Regions from separate parts of the Mus musculus genome. Here region 2 is linked to region 1. Evidence: chromatin loops called from intact Hi-C (ENCODE). Cell type or tissue: heart. All regions are shown on one strand.

The links. Peaks named below come from ENCODE experiments on the same cell type or tissue, not always from the same donor. Only the 100,000 strongest peaks of a DNase experiment are listed, where the experiment ranks them.
Region 2: it touches region 1 in a loop (2.1-fold over the local background); 9 of 42 quality-filtered maps call a loop at or near these places.

The regions. Positions count from the first base shown.
Region 1 is chr17:86,164,360-86,172,359 of GRCm38, reverse strand. It overlaps Prkce (protein kinase C, epsilon), which reads right to left and starts at 4,575. Exons shown (of 15, transcript NM_011104.3): 1 at 3,420-4,575. The coding sequence starts at 3,767. Gm5817 (predicted gene 5817) reads left to right here and starts at 4,875. Exons shown (of 2, transcript NR_165800.1): 1 at 4,875-5,899; 2 at 6,633-6,893. In heart, CTCF peaks have their summits at 3,887, 4,896 and 5,788; DNase peaks (open chromatin) are centred at 3,949, 4,729, 5,219, 5,659 and 2 weaker places; H3K4me3 peaks cover 5,168 bases; H3K27ac peaks cover 3,444 bases.
Region 2 is chr17:86,825,762-86,833,761 of GRCm38, reverse strand. Epas1 (endothelial PAS domain protein 1) reads right to left here. Exons shown (of 16, transcript NM_010137.3): 10 at 7,992-8,000; 11 at 7,147-7,257; 12 at 5,765-6,270; 13 at 4,946-5,072; 14 at 4,662-4,776; 15 at 4,279-4,452; 16 at 352-2,811. The coding sequence ends at 2,660. Among named protein-coding and RNA genes, the nearest start is that of Epas1, 76 kb to the right of the region's middle. In heart, CTCF peaks have their summits at 986 (motif pointing right) and 3,372; a DNase peak (open chromatin) is centred at 991.

The DNA of each region.
Region 1 (8,000 bases):
GTCAGGACCATTTCATCCGGTTTCTAAAAGACCAAGCTCAAATCCTTCCTTCTGTTTGCCTCGAGCTTTGCCTATCGTCCCCTTTGTCATCAAAACCTGAAATGCCTTTCTTTCCACTGTCAGCCTGGGCTTTGCACATTCTAAAGTCCACCCTAGTCTTCTGAATTTTCACTTCTCTGTAGTTCGAGGTTCAACCCCACATCCCTAATGGTGTTAAACAGCGCTGGGAAGAGCTGCCTTTCTCTATATTTTACATTCGTATTTCATTGAATGTGAACAAAGGAAAACTAAAACCACCAAATCCAAACCCATGATTCTGTAAAGAAAAGTGAGGCTTGAGAAAAGAACAATAAAAAGTAAAAGAAACTGGTTTTTGTTTGGTTTGTTCTTACTATTAAATTATTGTTCAGGTAGTCTTAAGTTGGGGAAACTTTGTTCAGCCTTACTCTCAGCACAGCCACGCCTGTCCATTCCGCAGCTCTGAACCCAGGCGCCCTGTGCACCTCTCTCCAGGGCGGTCCAAGCTTGGCACGCTGGCTGTATCCTCCGGCTGAGAACTCTGAACATGACCTACACTTTTACACTCATGTGTATGTCTTTCCCCAGCACCTTTCTGGGTTCTCCCAGCTCTTCTACAACACCTTGGTTTTGAACTTCCGATCTACTTCGAGTACCACTCATTTGCAACTAAATTACCACTTAAGTGTCGTGTGTGTGTGTGTGTGTGTGTGTGTGTGTGTGTGTGTGTGTCTGTGTCTGTGTCTGTGTTTGCACATGTATGAATGTACATGTATACATTTATATACGCATATCTATATATGTGTGTATATATATACATATGCGTATATTAATATATGTATATATGTGCATATGAACATATATATGCTACTGTCCTTTCCCTAGAGAGATGAAAGTCCCTTTAGAGTAACCTGTTGCCTCTTTTTATCCTTGGGTTGATTAAAACAGTCAGCTTGGTAGAATTTGACCACATAAGGGGAACTTGGCGGACAGATGAGTTCAGAGATGGCTGAAGTACTCCACAGTAAAGACGGGGTAGCTACTTTGTACCCTCCACATCCCTGCACTTCAGGCTGTGCTACAGAGCCACACCTATGGAATGGTACACCTCTTCATTTCTCCAAAGAAGAGAGCACAAGGGTTTGAGCCCAGGAAATTCTACCCATAACTATGATGCTGTGTGTGTACTTGGGTGACAGGCATGGGGGGAAGGTGGTCCTTTTGTGACTTGTCTCCATTTCTAGCTGTGTGGCTGGGGTCCCCATACTCATTTCTGAGATCAGTCACAGCATCCCCCAGTCAGAACCAGCTCCACCATTTGAGTCATGCTTTGAGCTTCTCTCAGTCTTGTTTTTAATCTGTCCAATGCCTGTCATATCCAATTCACACTTGCTATAAGGCAGAAGAGATAATGATTTTGAAAGCACTTTACGTTATCACACACAATAAAAATGTCAGGGCCACAGCATATGAATCTGCAGGGCTAATAAATAGCCTGGGAGACCAGACAGACTGTTCCCCACTGGGCAAACAGTGAGCCATGGGAGGTGAGGGCTCAACCTCCAACCCACCTGTGCTTGCCATGCGACCTTGGGGACCCACTTAGCTTCTCTGGAACTCAATGTCCTTGTCTGGAAATGTTGCTTGTGCACTAGAAGATCTGGTCTACAGCCAAATCCAGTATAAATGGAAGAACCTTGGAGAACAGATATTAAGCAAGAAGCTCTGACTGAACACTTCCTTAGAAGAGCTGAGGAGAGAGAGTAGCGTCCTGTTCTGCTCTGGCTTTGGAGGAGCCCCCAGTTCAGTGTTGCCAGAGAAACTCAGATACATCCTTCCAGCCGGCGCATGGATGTGGAAGACTTGAACCTTCTGCTCATCTTTTCTGCCTTCTGCCCACTGCTTATGCCCTCTGAGACCCTCCTGCAACAGGCCCCACCTTCCTGATACTCTAGTCAAAAATCCTCTTCCCCTTTTATACAAAACCACAGATGTTTAGCACTGAAGTCTGTTTGTGAAGCTGGTTAGCCCCCCATGCCCCTTTGGGCATCACGGCGAACAGCAGTGAAAGGAGAGTGGGTGAAGGGGTGGGGGTGAGACTGAGGTCGGGATCCTAAAGTTTGCCTGCTGTCTACTTTAATGGAAGCCACAGACCTCCCAGCGTTGAGCTGTGGTTTACAAGGGTTGCCCTGAAAGCCTCTTTAGTAACCATGGTTTCCAGAAGGCTCTCCCACATCCAGGAGCATAAAAAGAGCAGGTCCCCTCCCCCCATCTCCCCCTAAAAGCTCCATGTCCTTGAAAATATATATTTAAAAATGTGAAGTAGAGTGACATGCCAAGGGCATGTGCACCCTCTGACCCTCCGATATTCATGAAGTTATCTGCTGTCAGCAGAGTGATTCTCCCACAGCTCTTCATAAGGCAGCACAGACAGCCCTCTGTGAAGACCAAAGAATCGGGGGAAAACATATCCATCCGTAGCAACACTTGCTCCAGATAGAAACATGTAACAAACCTGAAGATAGAGATACCCACTTCCTAACTGAATGCTGCTCCTACAAGAAGAGAGAAGCAAGCGGGGAGGGGGTTGTTTTTTCTGACTGCCCACGTGCCAAGGTTGGATGCATTTGGTTTAAGGTATATTGGCGAGGCCTACTTCAAAATCCCTCCTATGTGACAGTGGAATCAGCTAACAGTTAGCTCAATTTCAGAAATAGTGTTTGATCCTACAATATCTTGACAATCAAAGTCTGCAAGCATAAAATCTTAAGATTCAAAGTCCTGACTTCCTATCACCACAAGCCCTTTTGAGAATACGGCATTCTAAACAGATGGGCAAAGCAAGCTGGTGTTATGTTTGTAGGACCTATAGAGGGGACACTGGGGGTGAGGACCTTTCTGGTATGTCATCAAATGAGCTAAACAGTTGTTTAGGAAGAGGGGGCTTCCTACCAGAAAGACGGCTTTATAAAACTACTCACTAGGCTACCCAGGATAAAGCCAGGAGGCACAAAAACCCTCCAGTCTGAGCTCCACGTGTCTCTCCAAGGACAGAGAGACCCACCCACACACAGTCGCTCAGCCAAGTCCACCAGGGACTTGCAGATTCCTTCCACCAACCTATGCACCTGCATTCCGGGTTCTCTCCCAACTTGCAAGCCACCTGTACTGCCCACTGTTGGGAGGGCACGGGGGGGGGGGCAAGGGATAGTGCCCATCTGTCAAATCTCGTCTTTCATACCCTACTGTATATGTCTCTTCAGCTAGGAAATAAAACGTGCCTCTTCAAGAAAACTGAGCCGCACATGCACACACAGACAGCCCAGAGCCCCAGGACCAATGCTCAGGCAGCAAGTCTTTCCCTGGGACCCGGGACTCCCGGACGTGGAGGACCGACTCACCCAGTCCTCGAAGTGACGGCTCCCATTCTGCAGCAGCTCCTCGAACTGGATGGTGCAGTTGGCCACGAAGTCGTCGTAGCCGATAGGAGCGTCGTGAAAGACAGCCAGCTCGATCTTGCGCCCATTGCACACATCGGTGACGAACTCATCGTGCCAGGCCGGGCTGTTGGTCTTTTGCTTGGTGGCTGTTTGGCCGATGCGCGAGTCGTCCACGTTAAGGGCAATGTAGGGGTCCAAAAGGAACGTCTGTGGCCGGGGTCCCACCGCATGGCGCAGCGACCAGGCTGTGGGCTTCAAGCTCACCGCCTCGCAGATTTTGATCTTAAGAAGGCCATTGAACACTACCATGGTCGGGGCGGGGGTCACTCCGTCCGCCCCGAGGGCAGGATTGAAGAGCAGGAGCAGGCGCGCCGGGAGCCTGGGGGACTCCTGGGTCCCCTCTTGCCCCACCCCACTCACTCGCTACACCTTGTGGCGCTGCCTCCTGGCGCCGCCGATTCTCAGCGAGTGCATGTATTTCCTCGCCGGATTCCTAACGGAAAACAGGGAGGGGGGAGAGCTGGAGACGTCCGTTTTTTTGGAGCAAGTCTCTCCCCCCCACCACCGGCGACACCTCCACGGCAGGAGACGAGCTGTCGCCTCCGCTGCAAGCCGCGGGGGCTGCCTCGCCGCCTCGCTGGTTCTTCGGGTCCGTGTGCGGAGAAGCAGGCGCCGCGCCCGGCGCTCACCTACCTTTCCGAAACATAATCCCCGGGCAATTTCGACTCCCGGAGGGGGAGGGGGCGGCGGGACGGGGCGGGGACGAGAACCGGGGGCACAGATTTCAACCCGGATCCTCTTCGCCCACCCAGCGCCTGCCTCGGACGGCGCGGGGCGGAGGGTGGACTGAGGGATGTGCAGTCTATCCGGAGGGATGCATGTCGAGAGGAAATGGTCCTCCCCGGAGCCAAATTTTTAAAAAATCCACAAGCCGCACGATCAGCCCCGCCGTCACCTCCCGGGTTAAGCAGAGTCGCGCCGTAGCCGGCGATCGCGAGGCGCCCGGTGCCTGGGATCTCACATCCGCGCGGGCTTGGGAGGTAGAGGTGGCCGCCACTTGGGTTCGGGGCGCAGGCCGGCACCCGGCGGTGCGCAGCGCGGCGGCCGGGCAGGGACTGCGACTCCGCGCGGCCCCTCCTCCCGCCCGCCGGCGCCCGCCCGCCCGCCGCGCTCCCCGCGTCCGCGCTCTCGGCTGCCGCCGGCTCGCCGCCCGCCAGAGCGCTCAGCCCGCGATCTGCTTCCCTCGATCGCTGTGCGAGCGATTCTCCCTCCCTCTAATGCAGGAAATGCGCAAAAGACGTCAGTGTGTGTGAGTGTGTGTGTGTGTGTGTGTGTGTGTGTGTGTGTGTGTGTGTGCACGCGCGCGCGCGCGCGCCACTGTTTGGGGAAATAGAAAGTTTTGCCGGTTGGGGGAGCAATACGGGAAAAGTGAGCCGAGCAGAAAAGAGCAGGAGCGGGCCGGCCGGGTCCGTTTGCCGTGGCGCGCGGGGGAGCTGAGGAAGGACTCCGCGCGGAACCCAGGAGTGTGGCGTCGCGGAGGTGCGGGAGCGACTGTCGCAGGCCGAGTCTGTGCTCCTCGGATCTGCACCAGGAGAGCGGGGTCTGGACCCGGAGAGCAGCGGGCCGCGCTTTTCTCTCGCACCCTGCGGCCAACACTATCACTTAAAACTGGGCCTGGTGGAATGGAGGGGGTCGCAATGTCCAAGAAGACTAATCACCTTCCCCCACTCTGCCTGGACTGCGGCGGTCACCAGTCGCCCGCGGAGAGCTGGCCTATTTGTCACTCTGCCCTGGGATTCTCTACTGTGCCGCGATGGGGGAGGGGACACCCGGACTGCTGAGCCCTTCGGCTGGGTGTGAGTTTTGAAACCCTCTTTTTTTCCCCCTTGAGGAGACTCTCCCCTCTGGGGATTTGTTCTGGGCCTGATTGGGTTGCGAGAACTTGTGGAAGACTAGTAGAACCTGGGCCCGGCCTGGTTCGAATGTCTGTTTATTTCTCAAAGTGACTCCTCCTACTTATGCGGGACCTTGTGTGTGCCCCTTAAGAGGACAAGGCTTGATCCGCGCCCTGACAACCGGCGTTCGGGCTGCGGGAAAGCCCGATGCGTCCTCCTGGGGTCCAGTGGCTGTATCCATACTAATTTCCTCGGTAACCTTTAAACTCTCTGGAAGCAGCCGCGACGGCGGCTGGTCACGTGAGGCGAGCCCTGGGCTGCTGGGGAAGAATTTCCTGGGCCAGGGACCAGGACCGGGAAGGCGGGCGGCAGGGAATGGCTCTGTGCCGAGGGGGACTGGGAACCTGGGAGCGCCGGGCGGGGCGCGCCAGGCCCCGGGCGCCGCGCAGCGGGAACTTCCAGCCTGCGCCCGGGAAGGGGTTCGTCCCGCAGCTCTCCGCCGTGTGAGTGGAAAAAGAAAACCTCCGCCCTCACCCGAGTGCCAAGGCAAGTCCGGCTGTTCGTTCGGATGGTGAAAAGCTAAGTGTTTATCTGGCGACTCTGATAAGTGTGGATCAAAATGTACAAACCGCATTCCATTCACTTTTTCCTCTGTGGAAAAGGGTTATCATTTCTTGTAGTTTAAAGATGAGAAGGCAGTCTCCAGGAATGACATACCAAGTACAGTACACACACACACACACACACACACACACACACACACACACACAGAGTTCAGGGGTTTGAGTTCAGGCAGATCTCCTCCTAAAGTTTAAGTGTGCAGTCACGCCCCCTCCCCGTAGCTCACTTACTTTCCTGACAGCCAGTCCTGTTGCGTGGGATAAAAATGCACCTTTGCTATACAGATGCTGATAAAAATGCACCTTTGGCAATGATTATGGCCTTAAGATCATTGGCGCCTAAAAAATAATTTTAAAACTTCCTATAAGGACATGCAGCAAAACGTAATGACAATGAGACTTTCTCTCCAGGCTATGTGTTTAAGAAGCAGGCCCAGTGCTAAAAGAACAAAACAAAACAAAACAAAAAACCGGTAGGGATACACTCTAGGTTAAAGAATGCCCCCCCCCAAATCATTAAACAAAATGGTATTTAAAATATTTTTGAATAAAAGGTAATATTTTTAAAATAAAAGGTATTATTAATTTTCAGGATGAATAGAACATGCTAGTTTTAGGTCTTTTTAAATAGTTCACTAAGTACAGTTCTCTTTACTCAGGTTCTTGGCATCCATCAAGATTTTCACATAAACGGAAGGCTTCATTTGCCCTACTCTGCCCCGGCCCTGCTGGGCAGTCCAGCCAGGCAGGGATTTCTTGAAGTTAGAGATCCGAACTTAACTAGTTGGTGTTTCTTGATATGTCTCCAATTTTGTCTGATGGGCCCTATCTTACGTGCAAATAGAGTTGGAATCGGAAAATCATAGACATGATCCCTTCTTTTTTGGCATACTAAACAAGAAATAAATTTAAAATTAAACACTGAATTTGAACTTTAGAGTTTGTTTATCCCCCCCCCCTCCACTCCTCCCACACCCTGCTTCTACCAGCAAACAAAATGCCAGTAGCTTGCATTGGATGAATGTTTATATTAAAAGGGAGAAGTTGGGTATTCTCTGTGCAAACAGTGTGCTCATTACATCTTTGTTTCTAAATAAATCTCTCACCTTCCCACTCTCTAACCTAGCCACATAAAAACTCCCCAGGGACACCATGGATATGTGAGACACTAGCTTGTCAAAATCTCTCTCTCTCTCTCTCTCTTTCTCTCTCTCTCTCTCCCTCTCCCTCTCTCTCTCTCTCTCTCTCTCTCTCTCTCTCTCTCTCTCTCTCACACACACACACACACACACACACACCCTGATTTCAAGACAGGGTCCCACTAAGTAGTTCTGGCTGTCCTGGAACTCACTATGTAGACCACCCTGGCCTTGAACTCACAGAGATCTTCTTGCCTCTACCTCCCAAGTGCTGGGATTCAAAGGCATGAGTATCTATGCTTGATATAAGGGAGCACTCTTAAATTTACCTGGAGGAGAGGTAGGTTTAAAATAACCTGCTTCAGACTCCAGGTGAATAGGAAAACAGGCCCTTGCCAGCTAGGGCTTACAATATAAACTTCTGATCCTAATTACTGCCTGGTTGGTCTTCCTCTTGGCCCTTGTATACAATGTAAAGGGCAGGAAGGCAACTATGTATACATTGAGTTAAATGCCCTTTGGATTGTAACAATAGTCTAGTTATTTCGTAATCTCTGAGAAATGGCAGGGGAGAGGAAGATAAAAAATGATGTAAGAATGTACAAAGACGATGAAGCTGGGGTGCGTGCAGAAAGGGCTAATGGTCCAGCGTGGTGAGGCTGCCCAGGGCGGTACAACCCATGTTGCAACAGTTCCCGGAACAGGAGCAGCATCCCTTGCCTGGGGGAGCTTAGAGAAGCATCACTACAAGGCCTTTTGAGTAAGAACCATCGGCAGCAGAATGGGAAAGACATAGGAGGCAAAAGAGAACAGACTGTGACACAGGAACTATTCAGCCTGGCTTATACAGGTGGGAACAGGAGAGGAGGTGGGCAGGAACCTAGCAGT
Region 2 (8,000 bases), 660 kb before region 1:
ACTCTACAGTGATGCCCTTGGCCCAGGGTGCCCTTCTCCTTGGACCTCAGTGCCTCGTGTGGGTCTCTGAAGTGAGAGCCCATGGTTTCTTCCCTTCTTTCCCAGCATGCAAGGAAAGGGCCTTGGCTAGACACATAGTAGCTACAGAAATGCAGAAGATAGCGACCAGCTCCTGGGCTCAGGCAACTGTCAGGCACAAACGCCTTCCTTCATTGGACTTCCTGTGGGGTGGTCTCAGGCTGGTCTAGTTTAGCTCCAAAGTCCATTTCTGTGTGCTCTTGAGTAAGAACCCTATTTTTCCAACGGCACAGTCCACGGTAAATGCACAGAAAACAAGAGGCACGAGCAGGATAGGATCAGAATACTTTAATAAGATATCAGTGTCAAAATACATTTCCTTATAAAGTTAAGCTCCCGTACAGTTATAATGTCGTCAGTAGGAATTTGACAATGCAGTAATGGTCATGAAGTTGTTACATGGACAGGAAAGGTTAATACGAAACTCGGAATATTTCTCAGAGTGTCTTTAGTAGAACTGCAAACGGAAATGCCCTTAACGCTGAGGCAACAACACAGGAAATCAAACACCAGCATTTGCATGTCAATAACCCTTCAAGTTCCGTCGCCCGCCTGCGTGTGTGCCAGGCCACACTGTGCACCGATGCGCAGCTTGGACAACACCATGCCTAGGTAATGTCAGGTAGACTGACCTTCAGAGTTAATTTTTGGTTTGAGCAGCAAGTCCCCTTAGGCTTACTGTACTCTTGCCTGATGGGCTTTGTGTGTGTTGAGAGTTTTATTGTACCCGAGTCAACAACACCTTATGTTGATTGGTATCGCAAACCCAAAAGGTGCTTCCCCTCCCCCTCAGTGAGTTACAAAGTGCTCTTGGAACACGATTTTCAGTGCTTTCTACCTGTTCAGTGTCACACTTCATGTGACTGAGACCTCAGCTAGAGGCTGTCCTTGGAGGTCTGCCCGCTGCTCGCCAGCAGGGGGCGCTGCACCGTGGCTTCGCAGGGTCATTTGCCCGGCAAGCTGTGATCTGTGGCAGGGTGTAGGGCTGGTCAGACCTGCTACCCTCCACCTGGCACCCACTCCCAGTTTAGCTCCAAGGACTAGGTCACTACATTTGTGAATCCTAACTTGCTTTATGAATTCCCATTAAAAACATTTCATGGTAGCTGTGCCAACCCAAACGTGCCGCAGGAGAGAGATTGGCAGTCTCGTAGCTCAGTGTGCTAGAAGGGCTAGCAACATTGCCTGAAAAAAAGTGAGAGCGCTTCCTTCCAGCTCGCCTGCGACATGCCCTCAGAGCCTGCAAGCCCCGAGCCCTCATAGCGGCAACAGCACACACGTACATAATACACTGAGAACACGAAAAGATAGCTTGCAATGTTCCCCCTTAATGACTTCTCTCCTGGGACTGTCACACCGCTGCCATATCACAAAAGCAAAAAGTCACCAGAGAGAAAGAAAGAGAGATCTGTGGCGGTTAGTCAGGCCTGTGGGAGTACTGCACAGGTCTACAGTGTCCAGAACACTGAGAAAAATAAAATTAACAGCCCTAAAAGATCTTAAAAGTGATTCTTGTGAGCAAGATCCCATTTCTAAGCTTTTAGATATTACAGAGTACCCATATATATGATAAACACTAAACCCGGATATAAATTCTTCTTAAAAAACCAAACAAAACAAAACTCAGTTTTGCTTTTGAATAATAGTTAAAAAAATCCACTGGACCCGGGGAGAGATGGGGGCATTACCAGACAGCTTCGAACACCACCGCGTGGCTTCACAGGTAACCCTAGAGTTGATTCTTCACATTGCTTTTTTGCCCCATACTAAGTCGTATGAAAAAACCGGAGCAAAGAGTTGGCTTTAAAAACACAAAATTTTACAATATGGTGATTAGATGTGTGTGTGTGTGTGTGTGTGTGCACGCATACGTGCATGTGTGTATATGTGTGTAGGGGTGTGTGTGTGTGTGTGTGTGTGTGTGCACGCATACGTGCATGTGTGTATATGTGTGTAGGGGTGTGTGTGTGTGTGTGTGTGTGTGTGTATATGTGTGTGTGTGTGTGTGTGTGTAGGGGTGTGTGTGTGTGTGTGTGTGTGTGTGTGTGTGTGTGCACGCATACGTGCATGTGTGTATATGTGTGTAGGGGTGTGTGTGTGTGTGTGTGTATGTGGGGGTGGGGGAGAGGGAGAATCCACAGTGGAGGAAAATCCTTTTCTCTTTGGCAACAAGAACAAGAACACTTGAGTTGAATGACGCCAAAGCTTTCCTAGGGAGAGGCACCAGCCACCATGCTTGTTAGTATGGATATGAATGAGAGAGAGAAAAACCTTTGGGGAATATAAATTAGAAGTAATTCAAGGGAGGGAGGGAGGGGGAAATCTTATAAAATTTCAGAACACTTTCATCAACGGTAAAACATAGCAGGTACAACAACTATGTATTTTTAAAACATGGATAATAAAGTGAGCATGTCAGATAAAGGCCACTGCTTGGTGACCTGGCCAGTAGGCCAGGTTGAGTACATCTCGTAAGAAGTGTGCTGGTGTTAGAGATACCTAATAGCAACACAGATGGAAGTGAAGCTGGCAGGTCAAGACGGCGGGGCAGGCAGGGGCATGCCCGGCCAGAGGCCCTGGCTCAGGTGGCCTGGTCCAGAGCTCTGAGAAGGTCTCTCCCCTGCAGGAGTGTGGAGCTTCCAGGCACGGGCACGTTCACCTCACAGTCATATCTGGTCAGTTCCGGCAACAGGTAAGGCTCGAACGATGGCCCCAGCAGTCGACTGGCCACGCCTGAGAGGAGGGAGAGGAGGGTGTTTTAGAGGACTGGCACACACCTGCTCCGCTGGCTGTAGATGACCAGAGGAAAGGGCATGCATGCAAACAACTGTGTCTCCAGCTTCCAGCAACTTCCGATGCAGCAGCACTCTGGCCCTGGGGCTCCATCCCCTGTTCAGAGGACGGAGCCAGAAGAGGACATGCCACAGCAGTGGTGAGATCCAAAGATGGCTGGAGCGAGAGCAGAGCTCTCTCAGTTTAGAGACAGAGCTGGGTCCCAGTGTGCTCTCCCTTCTGGGGTCCACACTTCCCGTTGCCTGCACTCCTACCAACAGATGCCCTGCCCTTCTTAAATTCACCTCCTTTCGGTCTATGGGCAGAAACGATCTATGTTGAAATTAGTTTTGCTTCGCATTCAACAGCTGGGGAAACCTGTCATTTGCTGACTACAGCTGCCCAGATGTGTATACCGGGGGTGAGTGATGTGTGGTCCTCTCTTTAAACTTTAAACTTTCTCTTTTAAGACTTCTGGCTTGCAAGCCCACCTGCTGGTAAACAACAGAACTGAAATATCAGCCCAGGGCTTTTGGGTTCTTCAGATGGAATTCTAAGAACACAACTATAAATTTTCCCCAACTCTGCTACTGTAGACAAGGCTCTGGAATTTTCTTTCTCAAACCACAGATTGTTTGTGCCGAGCAAAGGCGTCTATGGGAACACTTGTGTGTTTCAGTGGCAATAGCTGAACTTACTGGATCACCAGGCTACCCTCCCATCAGTGAGTCCCCTGTGCAACCTTTCAGAGAAAGCTTGTTACGGTATGTGTATACACTTCAGGCAATGAGCAGCTGAGGAAAGATGTAGACTCTTGGTCTTGCGGGGCCAAGAGCCCGGATGTGATCTGACTGATTACTGGACGATCCCTTCCAGAGCCGTGCACAATCTTCCAGCCTGCCTTTCCAGGGCAGCGAGCTTGTCTTGCTCAGAAGTCCACCACAGCCCTGGGGCCCTTGCCATACCAGCCGCTTCCTTCTACCAAAGCTTCCCCAGCCTGAGACCCACCTTCTGGGGAGCCTGCTTGGCCAGAAGTAACCGTGGCTCTGCCCTTTCTCAGGGACAACAGCCAAAGAGGCCTTTCTTACTTTCTCACACAATCTCAGCTCATCAATGAGGAGCCTGCACCCTCCTGGGCCTTCCTTGTACTTTGAACAAGTCATTGTCAAATCCTTTCTGGGCCTGGTACCATGCAGGCTCTGGAATAAAGAGGAGACTTGGTCCTGCCTAAACCATCTCATGCAGCTTGGCTGATGAAGAGCCCTATGGACTGTAAGCAGTCGCATCAGACCTGAGCAGGGGCTCTGAAGGCAGTCTTGTCCAAACGCAGAGTTGCTTCCTGCAAGTGGCTGCCTCTCAGCTCTCTGGCCAGCCAGGCCACCTGTTTGCATCAGACCCTGGCTATGGTGGGAGTTCCAAAGCACTCACCTGACACCTTTTGAGCTCCTGGAGGACCGTAGTCCTGGAACTGGGAGGCATAGCACTGTGGCGGGAACCCAGTCTTGGCGTTCTCCCCTGAGCTCCTGGTAGATGGTGGCTGGGGAGGTGGCAGGTGTCTCAGTGGCTGGCCCAGGCCTCTCATAGATTTTTGGGTGAATTCATCTGGAGGATCCAAGCCAGAGAGTGAACTGTGGTGCTGTCATTAGGGCAGACAATAGCGCTCTCAGCCTGCTTTCTTTTTCAGAAGTCATGTAGAGACCTCTGAACCGGGATCCTGCTCATGGCATGGATATAACCCATTCTAACAAGGCTCAGGGAATGTGCTCTGAGCCTTCAACCCTCCACCAGACCCCTGGGCCAGGCCTGCTTACCGGGGGCCATGTTCGCACTGATGGTCTTGTCAGGCATCAAAGGACAGGTCCCGCCCATGAGGCTCTTCATACGTTTCCACATCAAGTGTGAACTGCTGGTGCCTGGAGGGTCCCCCTGCAGAGGTGATGTGTAGTTGGAGGAAGTGGGCCAGGGTGGAGTAGGGTGGGTAGCACACAGACCCAGCAGGGGCAGGTGCTCACTACCAGATCTAGCTGTCTGCATCTCTACCCTAGCCTCATCTCCTTCCTGTCCAGTAGGCTGTTCGTTCACAGACATGGCTTACCCCGCTTGTGTCTTGGAAGGCTTGCTCCTCATACTCCAGCTGCCGCTTTAGCTTCAGCTTGTTGGACAGGGCGATCATGGCTGGGCTCATCATGTATGGACCTCGGGCCCCGAAGTCCTTTGCAGACCTGCCAATGCCAAGAGAAGACAGTGGTGGGTGTGAGGCATCTACAGCCTCCCGCTGCCTGGTGTCTTCATCAGAATCTAACACTTATGACTCAGGCGATCTATGGAGGGCAGAATGCTAAAGGGCTTGAGCGGCGGCAGCTCAGCTCTTCCTTCTGTAAGATGCTCAAGAGTTCTGTCACCTGCGCCTCTCTCCGCACACCTGTCCACCTCAGTCCTGCCCTCAGGGGTCCTGCCCAGCTAGATGACAACAGTCTCTAGAAGGATTTCTGCTGAATGCCTTCCTTCCAGAGGACCATCTGGGGTGCTCTATAAAGGGTACGTACTATAGACAAGACACATCAGCTTATGGGACTGCAGCCTACTGGGAAGACAGGAAAATGCTGGTGCCTGTGTGCACCCCACAGAGGCTCCAGGCAGATGGAAAGTACAGGACTATGGAGGAAATACCATAATACCTATCTGTGTCCAAAGGTAGACAGACATCACTTAAAAAAGCCCCTTCTTCTATCTGCTGGGGTCTGGCTCTCACATATCAGAGGAGGACTAGGAAAAGTGCCAGCTGCCTACACATACAGTGAGGGGATATGGTCAGCGGGAAGCTGATGTGACCCTCTAGAGCCTTCATAAGCAGGTGTGTACATGTACTCGCCCTGCCCAGTATGTCCCCTCCAGCCAGACATCTGTCACTAACCTCATCTTGAACATGGAGACATGAGGCGGGGCGCTCGGAGGTTCCAACTGCGATGACCCCACCGGCAGGGCTCCCAGGGATTCAGCACTCTGATCACCCACAGGCCACTTAGTAGGGCCGAAATGTAATGGTGGATCCGGGGGCCACTGCGTGTTGGATCTGCCTCCCATAGAAGAGAGAGGGGTGCTGGCCTGGCCACAGCATGGAGACAGGGACCCTTTGCTCCCAGCATCAAAGAAGATGGAAGACATGGGCCAGTGCTCAGACTCTGTCTTCCTGCTTTCCAACTGCTGCGGGTACTTATCGAGGAAGAAGGGGCCGTGGGTGGCCCCCGGGGTGAGCGGCTGGAAGATGCTGGTCATGGTACTGAAGCAGTGCTGGGGGGTGGGCTGGGGGCTCTCTGGCATGAGCGGCTCCTCTGGGCAGATGGGGCTCAGCTGGAAGTCCTCGCCGTCCATAGGGATGTAGGGTGCCAAGGTCTCCAAATCCAGTTCACTGAAGTCCGTCTGAGGAGACACAGAGCAAAGGGTACATAGTGGCTGGCCCAGCCCTGCCCTGCCTAGGCCTTTTGAAACTGTCAGTCCTCCATTCAAATACCTCTGCTGGAACTGCTCAGATTTGCCATTGAGGGTACAAGGATTGCTGTTGGGATATAACCTGCATCTGTCCCTTCATCCTGTACAGGTTCAGTGAGCTTTCTCCACTTTTGACCTGCAGCCTTCTCTTTCTCTTTTAGCCAGGCCAACTTCTGGCCTCTGTTGCACTGCTCCTTTATCCTATTTGTACCAGCTAATCTTCATCTCCCCCACAGGGACTGCTGTTCTCACTCACCAGTAGATACTCAGGGACACCCATGGTCACAACAGAATACTCATAAGCAAAGACACAAGCTTCAGCCGCGGTCGGTCAGCCAATGACCCCTCACTACAGATAGATCTTTGTACCCAAGACTGGTACTGAAGGAAGTGTGCCTGCTTGTGCTAAGAAGTGTCACAGGCACACGCGCGCGCGTACACACACACACACACAGAGGAAAAAGACATGCACAGAAACAACAAGAGGTTCTGCAGGATAGGATAAGGCCACACACTAAAGAACAATGTGGAAGCTGGGGTGGAGAACTCAGGCTGAGACAATCAAAGGGAGGTGTGAGGATCGCCCCTGGAGATTCTCATCACCACCCTCGCCCACCTCCACCACCACCACTTACACCATTTGTGCAAGACAGAGATGGGGTCAACAGTTAGACAGGAGTGTGGGGCTGAGCAGGGACACAGTAGGAAGGGAGCGCGCCACTCACAAGCTTCCTGACCCCGAAGCTTTGCGCAGCACACCGGGGGTCTCTGCAAAGGAGCCCTCTGTCACCCACGCGCGGGGCCCACCTGGGTACTGCCCGGGTCCCTCGGCTCCGTGTCCATGGCGAAAAGCTTCTCAATCACTTCGATCTTCAAGGGATTCTCCAAGGATGAATAGTAGTCCTCAGGGCTGCTGGGCTGGAGACCAGGAAGGACGAGACCAAGTAAGAACACGGGGCCTGTCTCGCCAGGAGTCCATTGAGAACAGACAAGCATGGTTCTGCACTCTGCCCCGTTCTACCAAGCATCTGTGAAGGGGACTACTATTTACAAGCTGTGTGAAGCAGCTCAGCTCATCAACCTCTCTGAACCTTCGTCTCCCTCTAAGGAGAGGCTTGGATCACTTCCTAGATCAGTGGTCCTTAACTTTCCTGATGCTGCAGCCCTCCAGTTCCTCATGCTGTGCTGACCCCCAACCTCAAAACAGTAATTTGGCTACAGTTATGAATTATAAAGTGAATTTCTGTGTTTTCTGATGATCTAGGTGACCCTGTGAAAGGCTTGTTCGATTTCTCCCGTCAAATAGAGGGATTTGTGTACCACGGGTTGTGAGCTACTTGTCCTGTGTGTCTTGATGTGCAAACTGGATAGAGGCTGTGGCCAGCAGGGCTCTGTGGTTGAAGCCTTTGGTTTGCAGAGACCTGCCTAGGTTCTTGCTGTGATTTCAAGAGTCACGACGTGGATAAGGGTGGAAGACAGATGCTAAGAGCCGGTAGTCAGCTCTAGTGTCTCTCGGAGTATCTGAGCCATCCTTAGGGGCACTGTAACACCCAAGGGAGGCAGTACTTCTCAGGGGGTCTGTCCAGTCATCTGGCAGCAGAGCTTGAGGGGCCCATGAGCCCTGTGTGCTCTCCTGGAGGGTGGGGGCTCACCGTGGAGCA